Regions from separate parts of the Homo sapiens genome. Here region 2 is linked to region 1. Evidence: read pairs that join two places in POLR2A ChIA-PET (ENCODE). Cell type or tissue: GM12878. All regions are shown on one strand.

Region 1 (8,000 bases):
AAACAACTTACCTGTAAAATATAGGAAGCTAATTCAAACACCACTTCGCTGTCAACGTCAATAAGCTCCTGAAAGGAAAAAGCAACAAACGAAGACAAGTTTGGTATTTAACCACCATTTTTTTCTTTTATTTTAAATGACAGCTCTTCTTCGGGAGGATTACTTGAGCCCTGGAGTTTGAGACCAGCCTGGGCAACATAATGAGATGCTGCCTCTACAGAAAATTTAAAAATTAGCTGGGCAGGGTGGTGCACGTCTGTAGACGCAGCTGTTTTGGAGGCTGAGGTGGGAGGTTGAGGTTGTAGCGAGCTGTGATAGTACCACCGCACTCCAGCCTGGGTAATGGGGTGAGTGAGACCCTGGCTCAAAACAAACAAACAAACAAACAAAAAGCCTTATTTTCTGAGGAATTGCTCAGAATCCCCAATATTCATAGAACATCTTGAGTCTCTGAGACCACACCCTGAATTATTCAGTCCTAAACACTCCCAACATCGTTTTTACTGCTCTTAGCTGGGATGGACTAGGGGACCTGGGCCTACCCGACTATCTCAAGGGCCTCACCTTTAAATCTTTAGAGAAATTAAGAGGCAGACTAGGCCCCAGCATTTTACAAACCTGTTTGTTAATGTTATTAATCACTGGAATAGGGATGCTTGACAACAAAATGCATTTTCTTTAAAAACTAAACTTCAGAACTTTCTTTCTATAAAGAAAGGCTTTCTTGAAAGGCTGTTTTTTGAAAGGAATGTTACAGTGGGATTGTAACTCCTTAAAATTAAATAAAATGTAAAAATATAGTTCCTCGGTTGTACTAGCCACATTTCTTTCATGTGCTCAATAGTTCAGTGTCGCTAGTGACTACCGTATCGTCAGCTCAGATACAGAACGTTTCTACCACTGTAGAAAGTTCTATTGGTCAGCAACTGTTACACAGTGTAAGTTTAACAATGTTTCTGCCTATTAGTTCTTCCCCCAAATACTTAATTGTGATCTAGGGACGTGGTCTTCAAAGCACTTAAACCTCTCCTTGGTTTTTGAAAAAATTCCTTTTCTCTCTCTCTCTTTATATTTATATTTTTGAAATACATATTTCAAAATGTATATAGTTCATATCTTTTAACAGCTTTTTTCTTTCTCTGAGACAGAGTCTTGCTGTGTCACCCAAGCTGGAGTGCAGTGGTGCGATCTTGGCTCACTGCAACCTCCTCCTCCCAGGTACAAGTGATTTTCCTGTCTCAGCCTCCCGAGTAGCTGGGACTACAGGCATACACCACCACACCGGATAATTTTTTTGTATTTAGTACAGACGGGGTACCAGGTTGGCCAGGCTGGTCTGGAACTCCTAGCCTCAGGTGACCTGCCTGCCTTGGCCTCCCAAAGTGTTGGGATGATTACAGGCATGAGCCACTGCACCCGGCCAAAACAGCTTTATTGAAGTATAACTAAAACACCTCAAAAACTGCATATGTTTAATGTAAACAATTTGATGAGTTTGGACAGATGCATACACCCATGATACCATTACCACAACCAAGGTAATAAACATATCGATCACATCCAAAGATTTCCGTGTGTGTGTGTGTGTGTGTGTGTGTGTGTGTGTGTATGGTAAAAACACCTAGCTGGGCATGATGGCTCACACACTTTGGGAGGCAGAGGCGGATGGATCACTTGAGCCCAGGAGTTCAAGACCAGCCTGGTCAACGTGGCGAAACCCCATCTCTATTAAAAATACAAAAATTAGCCTGGAGTGGTGGTGTATGCCTGTAGTCCCAGCTACTTGGGAGGCTGAGGTGGGAGGGTCCCCTGAGCCTGCGGAGGTTGAGGCTACAGTGAGCTGTAATCATGCCACTACACTCCAGCCTGGTGACAGAGAGACCCTGCCTCAAATAAACAAACAAACAAACAAACAAACAAAACCTAACAACAACAAACTCACTAACCATGAGGACATGACCTACCTTCTTAATAAACTTCTAAGTCTTCTAAGTGCACAACACTCTCTCATTATACATAGCTCACATGTTAAAGACAAAGAGAAGCCTGGAGTCCATCAGCATGCCAGAATAATACACAATTTAATTGATATCCTATGTCTGGTGTCAAGCTTAAGCACAAATATCCATTTTATTTTTCTTTCCCTAGTATCACAAGATCCCATAGTGGCTGACTGGATGACAGAGAGCTAGAGGTAAAAGAGATTTAGAGACCAGCCAGCCTGACCCTGTGCTTTTACTGAGAATGGAACCCAAAAACATCAAGGGACTTTGCAAAACCACAGGGCCTTAATGGCACTTAAGGGGCCGGGAACAGACCCCCTACTACTTGTCCAGTGTGTGACCTCCCTTAGGACTTACATTTCCACCCAAATCAATAGAGAATCAGTTTCAGCCAATGTATTCTAAGAACAATATCTATAATCCAATTTGCTTAGCAAGAGTTTCTATTCACTTGCATTACAAGCCAGACTCTGATTCAAGGATTGATTTTTTTTTTTTGTTTTTTTTTTTTTTTTTGAGACGGAGTCTCACTGTTGTCGTCCAGGCTGGAGTGCAATGGTGCGATCTCGGCTCACTGCAACTTCTGTCTCCCGGGTTCCAGCAATTCTCCTGCCTCAGCCTCCCAAGTAGCTGAGATTACAGGCGCCCACCACCACGCCTGGCTAATTTTTTTGCATTTTTAGTAGAGATGGGATTTCACCATGTTGGCCAGGCTGGTCTCGAACTTCTGACCTCAGGTGATCCACCCACCTCGGCCTCCCAAAGTACTGGAATTACAGGCATGAGCCACCATGCCCGGCCGATTCATGGATTTTGTAATTATTTTTTGAGAGGTCCAGAATTGGCTCCTGCAATTTAAAACAATGCATTCAAGCACACCTGGATCTTTTGAAGGAGAGATATCTTTCAGGCTCCTTTGGGCCTGGGAATTTCACAGTTGGATACTAATATTTGCCCTGGAACCACCTTAGAAGTACGGGTTAAAAGAACTCATGAGAGCCTACGGAAGAATTGGGGACAATAATTCCTTACGTTTAACCAGCTGAAAGAGCTTTACGGCGGTTGGAATTGATAGAGGCTGTCGGTGCTGGGATGCGGAAGAATGTTTGGAATTGCAGTTCCGGGATTAGCAGGTCCCATCAGAATGTAAATCATTTAACAGTGTACAGATGGCTTCACAGAAACACTGTCCAGGATTTCCACAATAGATGGTTTCTACTCTCACTCTGTGCGTTTCCATTCCCACCTGAATGCCTTGGGGTGCACTTGTTAGCGTGCTGTTGTATGTGTGCTTTTCTGTCAAACATTTACACCTTATGTTACAGCCAATGGTCGACTGCGGGCTAATATTTAACATCTGCTGAGAGGCTTATCTGATGCGCAACTCAAAACCAACCATCAGAAAATAACACTTTTAAGTGTGAACATAGCTTTTAGTTTGCTATTTGATTCATCCGCTAAACGAAGATGTCTCTACCTGCGCGGAGGCGGGTAACACGAAGGAAGGTCTTTTATTCTATTTTACACAGCCCATTATGTGGTCCCAGGAGAGTATCATTGGTGAACATTAACTGTAACATAACTGATATCCACAGGAAAGCTACCAAAAATATCCACAGGAAAGCACCATCAAATATCTAACCTGATTGATTCAACTTCTCTCTCACCATAGTTGTTCTCGGGTTAAGTGAGAACTGGCACCTTTAACTGTGGTGACTTTTCGGGTGAAAAGCCTGACCTTGACTATCTATCTCCCAGTGAAGATATCAAAAACAGGAGGAGGTGAAATGTGGCCAGTGGGAGGGAAAATGATTAAAGATTCAAGCGCCCCAGGCATTGCACATGCTTACAAAATCTGATGGAAAGAGCTGCATTATTATTTCTGACCTCGCCTATTTAACATGCATTGAATTTAAGGATCATTTCATTGGATGTTCTCATAGGACTCAACACAAAGACCAAAACGGTGTGGATAAGAACCAATCTAGGGTGGTGGGAAGACATCCTGAGAGTCTTTGCCCAATTCCCCAATGTCACTTGTTCATGATACTGTTTCCCCCTTATACACCTCATCCTTCCAGGTGGCTTTATCCTTAAGATTCTACCACGATGGAGCAGAGCTCTAGACTTCCGGCTTACTCTGAAAATTTCCCATGGTACTTCAAAACCTGAAAGCTGGCCGGGCACAGTGGTTTAAGCTTGTAATCCCAGCACTTTGGGAGACCGAGGAGGGCAGATCATGAGGTCAAGAGATTGATACCATCCTGGACAACATGGTGAAACCCCGTCTCTACTAAAAACACAAAAATTAGTTGGGCGTGGTGGTGCACGCCTGTAGTCCCAGCTACTCAGGAGGCTGAGGCAGGAGAATCGCTTGAACCCTGGAGATGGAGGTTGCAGTGAGCCGAGATAGCGCCACTGCACTCCAGCCTGGTGACAGAGTGAGACTCCATCTCAAAAGACAAAACGAAACGAAACAAAACACCCCTGAAAGCCAAGTTCCACACAGGGGAGTTATTAGATGTTTTCAGGGGTCTTCCTAGCAGAAATGTGCTCCCATATGACATTAAGAAAATGACTCTCCCTTTTCCTTATCTGACTTCTCCAGTGGTCCAGAGGTGGCTTTTCATTTATTTTTTTTGAGACAGGATCTCACTGTGTCACCCAGGCTGGAATGCAGTGGTGCAACCTGGGCTCACAGCAACCTCCGCCTTCTGGGTTCCAGCAATTCTTGTGCCACAACCTCCCAAATAGCTAGGATTACAGGTGTGCGTCACCATGCCTGGCCAATTTTTTTATTTTTAGTGGAAGCAGGGTTTCACCATGTTGGCCAGGCTGGTCTCAAACTACTGACCTCAAGTGATCCACCCACCTCGGCTTCCCAAAGTGCTGGGATTACAGGCATGAGCCTCCGTGCCCGGCCAGAGGTGGCATCTTTCATGGGTTTCTGCTCAAGCAGAGGAACTACACTGAAGGAGACCACACAGAGTGTGCAAAAATCCCATTTTTTTCCTGGGATTCTGGGCTTTCCCCATAACTGTAACTAAGGACAAAATGGGATCATAGGAGGAGGAGCAGAAGACACTTCCCGGAGGCTTGAGGGTGGCTTCCATCTGCCTTATGCAGGGGCTGAGGTGTAACATTCCTCTGCGCTTATGCAATCCACAGCTCTGCGGTGAAGCCCCCCGTGCTCTTGCGGCCATTGGAGGGAGGGGTTTCTGCAGTGTCTGAGCTGGAATCTAGCCTGGGAATCTTGGGCTGTCTGGTGGGCATGGAATAATTACTTTGAGACTCTAGAGAAGCCCAGGGCGATGCTGGCAGGAGGAAGTGTAAGGTCCTTTGGTGACTGTGGCCACTGGGTGTGTACTTTAGGCATCTGCTTTCCTTACTACTGAATAATGCATGCTGCTTCCTTTGATCTTTGAGAAATGGTATGGAAAGACGAACCGTGACCGTCTGCAGGTATGTGTGTGTGTGTGTGTGTGTGCGAACGTGCTCTGAGTAGGGGTGGGAAGGGCTGCCCCACTTCCTCCCACGCCGTGTTGTTTTATCCCAGGTGACTGAACTGCCGAAGGAAGAGGCCTGAGGTCATTTATCAGCAACACCATGCCTAACAATATTCTCAGAAAGATTTCCATCTGAGGGTCTCCAAGTGTTTCTAACAAGTGGGCCCGTGGGAACCCCAAATGGCAGGTGTTACGGATGTTCTCCAAGAGTCCTGAGAGCCGGAGGGCCTCTTTGCTCAGAGGGACTTGGTGGTGGTCTTTACATTTAACCAAGAATCTTAATGACAAGCAGCCCACCATGGTCCGGAACTGCAGGAATTCCAACTCTCATGTAAGACAAATGAGATAATTCCGTGAGAAAATGTAATTGACAACCATATAGTAGGTCGAGAAGATTTTGACAAGGACAGTCTTTGCAAAGTCCACTCGGAACCACTTGTAGGGTTAGGAAAGCCACCAAGCGTTTTCCTAACGAATTCTCACCAGTTATCACCACGTTTATTCTTACCCACAAAACATCTAAAGATAATAGTGGCATGCCATTCTCCTTAAGATTATTTCTACTGTCCCCTGAAAGTCCCATATTCTGGTCTTAACCCCCCAATGCCTTGAGGACATGGACTGAACCACCTGACCTTGAGTTTGATTTTCCTTATCAGTAAAATGGGGATAACAATTTCCTTTCCAATTATTTTACTGGGTTTGGTGAGGCATAAATGAAGTGACTTGGAAATATAAAACACACTACAAGTATTAGATCTATATTATTTATTTCTGCTGATGAGTATCTATAGATAATCTGAACTCCACAGTTTTGCCTTTGTTCTTTAGTATGTCTTAGCATTTATAGGAAACTTTACTAGATTTTTTTTTTTTTTTTTTTTTTGAGACGGGAGTCTTGCCTTGTCGCCCAGGCTGGAGTGTAGTGGCGCGATTTCGGCTCACTGCAAGCTCTGCCTCCTGGGTTCAGGCCATTCTCCTGCCTCAGCCTCCCAAGTAGCTGGGACGACAGGCACCCACCACCACGCCTGGCTAATTTTTTGCATTTTTTAGTAGAGATGGAAGATTTTGTTTTAAAAGAGATGGGTTGTGTGTGTGTGTGTGTGTGTGTGTGTGTGCGTATGTGTGTGTACTGGTCACCGTGTCTGTGGTGTATTTTATGTGTCAACTTGACAGGCCAAGGGTTACCCAGATTATTTATTTTTGAGACAGGGTCTTGCTCTGTCACCCAGGCTGGAGTGCAGTGACACCATCTCGGCTGACTGCAACCTCTGCCTCCTGGGTTCGAGCGATTCTTGTGCCTCAGTTTCCTGAGTAGCTGGGATTACAGGTGCCCATCACCACAACCAGCTAGCTTTTTGTATTTTTAATAGAGACGAGGTTTCACCATGTTGCCCCGGGTGGTCTAGAACTCCTGGGCTCAAGTGATCCACCCACCTCGGCCTCCCAAAGTGCTGGGATTACAGGCATGAGCCACTGTGTCCGGCCCCGAGTTGCCCAGATTAAACAGTTTCTGGATGTGTCTACGAGGGTGTTTCTGGATGAGATCAGCATTTGAATCAGTGGACTCAATAGACCACCCTCCCCAGTGTGGGTGGACATCACACAATCCTGGAAGGCTTGAATAGAACAAAAGATGGAGGGTGGAGGAGCTTGCCCCTTTTTTCATTTTTCTTTCTTTCTTTTTGTCCCTTGCTTTTTGAGCTGGGACATCACATTTCATCTTCTCTTGTCCTTGGACTGGGACTTATACCACTGGCTCCCTGGTTCTCAGGTCTTTGGACTCAGCCAGTGGACTGACACCACTGGCTTTCCTGGGTCTCCAGCTTGCAGACAGCAGACTGTGGGATCTCTCAGCCCCCATGATCTTGTGAGCCAACTCCTCATAAGAAGTCTCTTTCTGTATATCTATATATATCCTATCGGTTCTGTCCCTCTGACTAATACACCGTATATCATTAAAGTGGGACACAATGCCCATATTTAGCCCAACTTGCTCTCTTCTTGTGGCTCTATGCCTCATTGCACAACTCATCATAATTACGCAAATTTGCCCCCGGGGCAAACAGGGGCTGTGGTGCAGGATGAGACTGATGCGATCTCGCACAATTCCTCATTCTTAGTCCTCTGCCAGTTTTTCAGCATCAAGTCACTTCATGTTTGTCTAATGATCCACGAGGTGAATGCCACTCATGCTCAGCCGCAACCCTAACTCTGCCGCGTTGGGATTTCTCATGCTGTCCACCCCACCGCAGACAGCCCATGTCAGGATCTCAAGGAATCGTTCTTTTATTAACTTATATTTTAAATAATTTTTACTTTTATTTATTTATTTTTGTTGAGACAGGGTCTTGCTCTGTTGCCCAGGATGGAGTGCAGTGGCACCATCATAGTTCACTGCAGCCTTGAACTCCTGAGCTCAAGTGATCCTCCTGCCTCAGCCTCCTGGGTAGCTGGGACCACAGGCACACACCACCGTGCTTAGCTAATT
Region 2 (8,000 bases), 53 kb before region 1:
GATAATTTTTGTATTTTTTAGTAGAGATGGGGTTTTGCCATGTTGGGCAGGCTGGTCTCCAACTCCTGGGCTCAAGTGATCTGCCCGCCTCGGCCTCCCAAAATTTTGGGATTACAGGCGTGAGCCACCGCACCCAACTCAGGCTCTAAGCTGCTGGACCTGACACAAGTTACAGCATTTCCTTTAGCCTCAGTTTTCCCCTCTGTAAAATGGCAAAAATAACCCCTCTAAGGTAGATCTCAGCAGCCACAGATCGTAGCACAGTACCGGCACAAAGTGACCTTAGATCTTACTATGAATCCCAAATGCTCTTACTTCTCCCAAATCCTTGCAGATTAAAAGAGAGTAACTCCAGAACAACCAGAATCATTCTTTTCTTAGATTTCCTAACTCAAGCCCTGAGTTTTGGATTTAAAAAAAAAAATATGTGTGTGCTGCAAATCCTTAAATACAGAGAATTTTTCTCCCAGTGCCTCTCCCCTCCTCTCACGTAAGGGATGTGGATGGTACTTCAATGAAAGGGTCCTGTTGGCTGCATACCACGGCGGTCCCTCAGCCGCTATCCTGCACCCGCCTTGCTCAGGCAAAGTGAAGTCTTGAACAGGATCGGCCTTCTGGGTGTGCGACCTGAGGGCCCTTTGCTCAGAAGGTCCTTGGCTTGATTTCCTGCTCTGCTGTTGATATCTTGAAATTCCTAACAGGTTTTTTTTTCTTTCTTTATATCTTTATTCTTTTTTTTTGTCTTGTTGCTATACGCTTTTTAAAAAATTAATTTCCATAGGTTTTTGGGGAACAGGCGGTATTTGGTTAATTAGTTCCTTAGTGGTGATTTATGAGATTTTGGTGTGCCCATCCCCTGAGCAGTGTACACTGAACCCACCTAATGGGTTTGATCAAGGGGCCCTGCATTTCCATTTTGCACTGGGCCCTGCTCATTGTGGACTTGATCCTGGCCTTAGGTCCTGGCATGTACTGGTGCTGGCAGGCTCTGTGGGGTAAGGTGCCTGCCAGCCTAATGGGCAGGCCTGGGAGGTGGAACCCTCAAGCCCTCCAAGAGAAGGAAAGAAAGCAGAACCAGGTGTGAGCACGCTTGAGAAAACCCCTGTGCCTTTCATGGGAAGCCCCCCTCCCCACCCGATGAAGAACCCCAGAGCAGAATGCTCCGAGGGGTTGTTTCCCTGGCAACTCCTGTCTCCCCCATTCCATGCAAAATAAAACACAAACCAAGCTTTGCTTTAAGTGCTCCCTGATGCAGTTCAGCGTGGAGAACTGCGCGTCTGCCAAAGAGCCCGAACAAAACCATCTGGACTCTGCTGCATGGCCCCGTCTGTGGCTGCTGTAGCTGCCCGTGGGAAGGCCCTGCCTCCAGCTTCTGCCCTTGGCTGCGAACCATGGAGTCCCGGCTCCCAGGCCTATCCCCGGGATGATGCACTAGACATTTTTGTGGCAGGGTGCAGAACAATGGATTCCCCCTGATGCTTGCTTTAAGCATGAATTTTTGTTTTGCAAATGCAATCCTGGGAAGGAAGGGTAAGAGTAAAGTGAAGGGATGGGTGGTTTTCAGGATCAGATTGTTGCGTTGAGACATTAGAAGGGCCCAGGAATGGGCTGGGTATGGTGGCTCATGCCTGGAATCCCAGCACTTTGGGAGGCTGAGGTGGGCAGATCACTTGAGGTCAGGAGCTTGAGACCAGCCTGGGCCAACATAGCAAAACTCCGTCTCTGCGAAAAATACAAAATTTAGCTGGGTGTAGTGGTGGGCACCTGTAGTCCCAGCTACTTGGGAGGCTGAGACAAGAGAATCACTAGAACCCGGGAGGCAGAGGTTGCAGTGAGCCAGGATCATGCCACTGTACTCCAGCCTGGGCGACACAGCAAGGCTCCTTCTTAAAACAAACACAAAAACAAAAGGGTCCCAGGAACAGAAGAGAAGGTGTGCATGTCAGAACAGTAGCCTGATCTGACTTCTCTTCACTTAGGAGGGAGGGGGTGAGCTAGGGAGCAGGAATATGAAGGCAGTAGGGACCAGGAGGGTGGAAGCAGCTGCCCCTTGCCCAGGGCCGGGGTGCAGCTTGCTGGAAAAGCATCATTTTCTTCATGGGGTCTGGGGCATTTCTGCCCATGGGCCCTTGAGGCTTAGAAGTCCTGCCTGTTAAATACCTCACTCTGAGGCTGGCAGAGCAAACACAACAATCAAATCAACAAACAGGAGATGCTCCACCTTGCCTCCCCTTTGTAAACAGGGTAAGGTGGGCTCTGACTGAGCTGGTTTCGGGGCAGCCCCGATGGTCTGCGCCACCTCAGGGGAGCCTCCCGAGCTTGCGCTGGCTCAGTGCAGCCGTCATAACCCACCACCATGTAAAGCTGCCAACACACTCTGCCTCTCCGCATAAAAACACAGCAGGCACCCATAATGATCATCAGGATGACTGGGCCGGTTCCCTTAGGGATTTGTGTAACGCCTATGGCCAATTATATCCAAGGAGCTAATTAAAAAGCTAAAATACTTAGTTCTACCAATAATCAAAGAATGTATTAATTCATACCTATTAAATCAAGGGGTTTCTAGTGCACGTCACTTAAGCATCTTTAAAAAGCCCTGCAAACATCGTTCCTTTGATCTTTTGGCATCCCTCAAGAAGATCAAGTGGGAAATTTACTTCTTGGGTGAAACAAGGCCCAGAGAAATTAAGGAAAACTGCCTAAGGCCACACAGCAAGTAAGTGAAGGAACCAGAAATAGAAGTCAAGGGCACCTGGTCCATTACTCTAACCTCTAACTATGTTGCTTTCCCCAGGAGTCCACCAATTAGTGGGAACAGCTCTTACTGACTAATGGATGGTTAACTTTACAAGTGGAATGATTTTTACAAATGAGCTACAATATGACTGTAAGTAGAAAGTAAAAAAGCAAATCTTTTTCATCCTGCACCATGGCCTGGCTTTCCTTTTATACGGTAAATGATAACAAGTATTCTTTCCTTCTATCCTTGGAGTCCTGGCTTCCTCTAGTTTTCTATACAGCAATGCTTCAATACTCAGTAGCTTTCAATACTCAATGCTTTCCATACTCCAAAGACTAAAACACAACGACAACTGTGATGAAGGACAGCCTGGGCCAGGCATGGTAGCTCACGCTTGTAATCCCAACACTTTGGGAGGCCAAGGTTGGGGGATCACTTGAGGTCAGGAGCTCGAGACCAGCCTTGTCAACATGGTGAAATCCTATCTCTACTAAAAATTAGCCAGGTGTAGTGGCACGCGCCTGTAATCCTAACTACTCCGGAGGCTGAGGCAGGAGAATCGCTTGTACCCAGGAGACGGAGGTTGCAGTGAGCCGAGATCTTACCACTGCACTCCAGCCTGGGCAACACAGTGAGACTCCATTTCAAAAAAAAAAAAAGAGCAACAACAAAAAAAACAGCCTGGATGATCTGGACTTGCGTGAAACAAAACTTAGAGGAAACCACCAAGTAGTGGCTTCCTTGAGACTATGTCTGTCCCTGTTGTTGGGACTGGCTGATACTGGATGTGGATTCTTAGTTTCTGACCTAGACTTGCCGTGACTCCCAATGCGATCACAGGTCCTCCACTTCCCTGTTCTGGGCCTCAGTATCTTCATGTATGAAAACAGGAGGTGGGAAACACTTATCCACGGAGTGCAAACAAAAGTGGGTAATAAATACTGCCTTTGAGACCTGAATGCAACAGGGTCCACTCTAAGTACTTAATGAGCAGGGACCAGTTACTGGTTTCTATTAGATGGCCTGCTGGATTCCCACATCCTGTATTTAGCTGAAGGCTGGGGCAGAGGAAGGGGCTTTGGCTCCACTGGACTTCCTCCCCAGCCAGCATTTATGGAGAGCTGGGACTGCATGTGGAGTGGTGGGCAAGCTCCCAGGACGATGTGGAAATAGACGCTTGAGAGGAAGCTCAGTCTAGTGGCTCTGATGCTTGACTAGGACTTTGGAGAACCTCGTCTTCCCCCGCTGCCCCTGAGGCTGAGTCACCAAGCTTCTTAATGATCTCCCTATGAGTAACTTCCTGTTTCATCCAGGGGGGCTATTACACAGAATCACAGCAGCCATCTGGTCCACCTCCTCCTTGCACAGATAAAGTAACCCCAGTAGAGAGAGGTTAAGGGATTGGCAGAGGTTAAATAAGTAATTGATGATGGGACCCACATCTTGTGACTTCTGGTCCTGGGCTCTTTCTAACACACCATGAAGCTCTGACAATGAACGAGAACAAAGTTGTTTCAAGCTTCTTGTTCTGAGTCTCTATATAAGAAGAATTAGACTCATGGACAGGAATAATCTCCAAGCTCAGAAGAAAACATACAAACTGAAAAACTCACTTCCTTATTTCATTTCTGCCCTTTTTACTTTCTAGAGCAGACTGGCACTTGCAAATCTTTAGACGGATTTACATTTTCAGCAAATACAAATGAGTTGTTTCACATCTAGAGGGCTGCAGGGCAAAAGAAAGGAGTCACTGAACCCGAATCAGATGGAATTTAAAATGTGAGAGCACCCAGAAAGCTCCAAACCTGTGCTCTCAGAGGACTGGATCCCATGTGCCCTGGTAAGGTTTTGCTATTGGAGCACAGCCGGTTCTAAGGGGCAACAGAAGTAGGTATATATACACATATATATAATATATATACATATATGTAATATATATACACATATATATAATATATATACATATATGTAATATATATACACATATATATAATATATATACATATATGTAATATATATACATATATAATATATACATATATGTAATATATATACATATATAATATATACATATATGTAATACACACACATATATAATATATACATATATGTAATATACATATATAATATACATATATAATATACATATATAAAATATACATATATATATATATATATATATATATATATATAAAATATACTTTTTTTTTGAGACACAGTCTCACTCTATCCTCCAGGCTGGAGTGCAGTGGCACGTTCTCAGCTCACTGCAACCTCTGCTGCCTCCCGGGTTCAAGTGATTCTCTTGTCTCAGCCTCCCAAGTAGCTGGGATTACAGGCTCCCACCAACATGCCCAGTTAATTTTTGTATTTTTAGTAGAGACGGGGTTTCATCATGTTGGCCAGGCTGGTCTCGAACTCCTGACCTCAGGTGATCCACTCGCCTTGGCTTCCTAAAGTGCTAGGATTATAGGTGTGAGCCAACATCCTGGCCCAGGTATATGTTTTTAGTGGGTTGAAATCATATGTCAGAGGTTTTTTTTTTTCTATCAGTTTTTTAGGCATTCAATATATTTTACTTTTTACAAAAAAAGAAGACAGAGGCAAGGCCCTTGGGTTTCAGGCAGCATTGAATTCCCATTCCCTTTCCAACCATTCATGTAGTAGTCTTCTACTTTGTACTGGACTGTTCTCATAGGCAAGAGGAAACACATGGTGCCTAATACATGTTTATATTTGTAGCGAGCTTACAATCTACTTGGGAAGACAAGACATACATAAAGTAGCTGTATTCATGCTACAGGAACCCATGATTCCTATAGCCAGAGATGGAAACCATCTCTGGTTTCTGTACCAGGCTTTACAAACTCTATAGAAGTGCCGCACTGCAGGCTGGGCATGGTGGCTCATGCCTGTAATCCCAGCACTTTGGGAGGCAGAGGTGGGCCCATCGTGAGGTCAGAAGTTCAAGACCAGCCTGGCCAACATGGTGAACCTCTGTCTCTACTAAAAATACAAAAAATTAGCTGGGCGTGGTGGCTCACGCCTGTAGTCCCAGCTATTCGGGAGGCTGAGGCAAGAGAATCACTTGAACCCAGGAGGCAGAGGTTGCAGTGAGCGGAGATCATGCCACTGCACTCCAGCCTGGGCGACAGAGGAAGACTCCGTCTCAAAAATAAAAAATTAAAAAAAAAAATTAGAAGTGCCGCGCTGCCTCATTCACATATATCTCATGCTTTTGTCTCAAATAATCAGTATTCATGACTCTTGTTTACTCTTGATTGTTTTGGTTTTCATTTTTAGGAGCAAGAACCCTGGGTGGGAGGTCAGGAGCCCTCAGTTCTAGCTCTGACTTTGTAGAGCCCTCTCCATCTTAGCTTCGTCCTCTCTAAAACGAGGGGGTGTGTGGGCATTCCTACATTCTGTGCATGGGTTGAAGGTCAGCATTGTAAATCCAGAGAATGTCAAGCTGCAATTCTTTGGAATTTAAAAATAAAGTAGCTTGAGTTAAACATTTCCTACCGATGGGAGACAATATAGAATAGCATGGATTAAAAGCATGGTTTTCAACGTCATACTGTCTGCCACTTACCGGCTGTGTATTCTCAGCAATTGAATTTGTGCCTTAGTTTTTTCATCTTTGAAATAATAGGAATAATAGCACTTTTCTCATAGGGCTGCTGTACTAATGAATTAATATATGTTAAATGCTTAAAATGGTGCCTGGTACATAGTGCTGAAGAAATAATATGAGACTGGTGCAGTCAGTGGCTCTTGCCTGTAATCCCAGCACTTTGGGAGGCTGACATGGGTGGATCATCTGAGGTCAGGAGTTTGAGACCAGCCTGGCCAACATGGTGAAACCCAGTCTCTACTAAAGATACAAAAATTAGCAAGGCGTGGTGGCATGCATCTGTAATCCCAGCTATTCAGGAGGCTGAGGAAGCAGAATTGCTTGAATTCGGGAGGCGGAGGTTGCAGTGAGCAGAGACGTGTCACTGCCCTCTGGCCTGGGTGACAGAGTGAGACTCCCCCCTCAAAAAAAAAAAAAAAAAAAGAAATGCTATGATTGTACACATTCCCCTCCGTCAATTACATACCAATATTATTGTTCAAGTAAAACATAAAAGTTATGAATACTTTGAACACATATCAGCACAAAGTACAGGTTTGTGTAATGTTTTTTTGAAAGACAACTCATATGGTGTCATGAGCATTGCAAAAACTGTTTTCTGTGAAATTGGATTGTTTACAATGCAAGGAGAAGTTGGACCCAGGGTCCCCATTCATTCGTTTGTGCTGGAGTTTGCTGTATTCTCTTTGGGGTTGTTTATTCCTAGTCTTATTGGCCAATTCCTCCGTCCACTGCAATCTTGACCAGAGTCAGTTTTGACCATTTTCCTGTTATGACTTCTAATCTCAAAACATTCACCCTGCGAAAAAAGTATCCCATTGTAAGATGACTCAGTCTTACACAGAACAGAGTGGGCTATAATGGGAACATATCAGGCCCTCCCAAATACCCAAACAATGACGGCAGATCACTGGCTTCCTAAATGGGTCTGAGGATGTCCTCCATCACTTGCACTGAAAGAGGCATCTATCTTCTTCAGAGATGGCCACACACCCAGCACAGGAGACAATGGCTAATTCTTCTCTGCAGCCAGGCCTAATGGAATCAAGATGTTCTTCCGGCCAATTGCGTCTTCCTCATTGTCAGACAACGCGAGCTCTAAATTGATTTGGTTCATTCAGTGACAGATACCCAGAGCACCGGGCCTTGACCCCTTAATGGATGGCCTCTTTTTAACCCATCAAAAACCTCTTAGCTTCCTTTGGCTTAAGAGTCATTACTAGGGGAAAAGGGAGAAAGAGGTTAACAAGTACTTGACAAGCCCATTGAGACGCAGGCCATTTTGTTTTTCTCCATTGGACTTGATTTCCTTGTAATTTTCTCCCTAGAGGCCTCTCTCTGTATTATTTTCTTGTGTGTATTTTGGCTTTTCTTGCAGAAAGACTTCACCATAAAGCTTTGATGAATGTAAATACTTTCAAGAGAAGCTGGAATTGTTTTTCCTTTCCTATCCTCTGCCCCCTGATGTAATTCCTTCCCTCCTCAGAGTGCCCCAAGGGACTGGCTGGGGTCAGTGGGTTGAATGGCTGAAGCTGTCCAGTGATTTGGAATATCTGGGTCTAGCTTTGGTTTTTCTAGCAATGAGCACTGTGACCCAGTGATGTGTGGCTTAACCTCTCTGTG

What was found. Peaks named below come from ENCODE experiments on the same cell type or tissue, not always from the same donor. Only the 100,000 strongest peaks of a DNase experiment are listed, where the experiment ranks them.
Region 2: POLR2A ChIA-PET joins it to region 1 with 10 read pairs; 9 of 35 experiments call an interaction of 5 or more read pairs at or near these places.

What each region holds. Positions count from the first base shown.
Region 1 is chr10:13,762,613-13,770,612 of GRCh38, forward strand. It overlaps FRMD4A (FERM domain containing 4A), which reads right to left. Exons shown (of 25, transcript NM_018027.5): 7 at 12-68. Among named protein-coding and RNA genes, the nearest start is that of PRPF18, 180 kb to the left of the region's middle. In GM12878, no CTCF peak of the experiment used is centred here; DNase peaks (open chromatin) are centred at 3,320 and 7,513.
Region 2 is chr10:13,709,125-13,717,124 of GRCh38, forward strand. The region is part of intron 12 of FRMD4A (FERM domain containing 4A); the gene reads right to left. It overlaps LOC105376426 (a long non-coding RNA gene), which reads left to right and starts at 1,364. Exons shown (of 4, transcript XR_001747371.2): 1 at 1,364-1,530; 2 at 2,798-2,890. RefSeq lists enhancers at 2,580-3,446, 3,447-4,311. In GM12878, no CTCF peak of the experiment used is centred here; DNase peaks (open chromatin) are centred at 4,217 and 4,347; H3K4me3 peaks cover 1,286 bases; H3K27ac peaks cover 3,223 bases.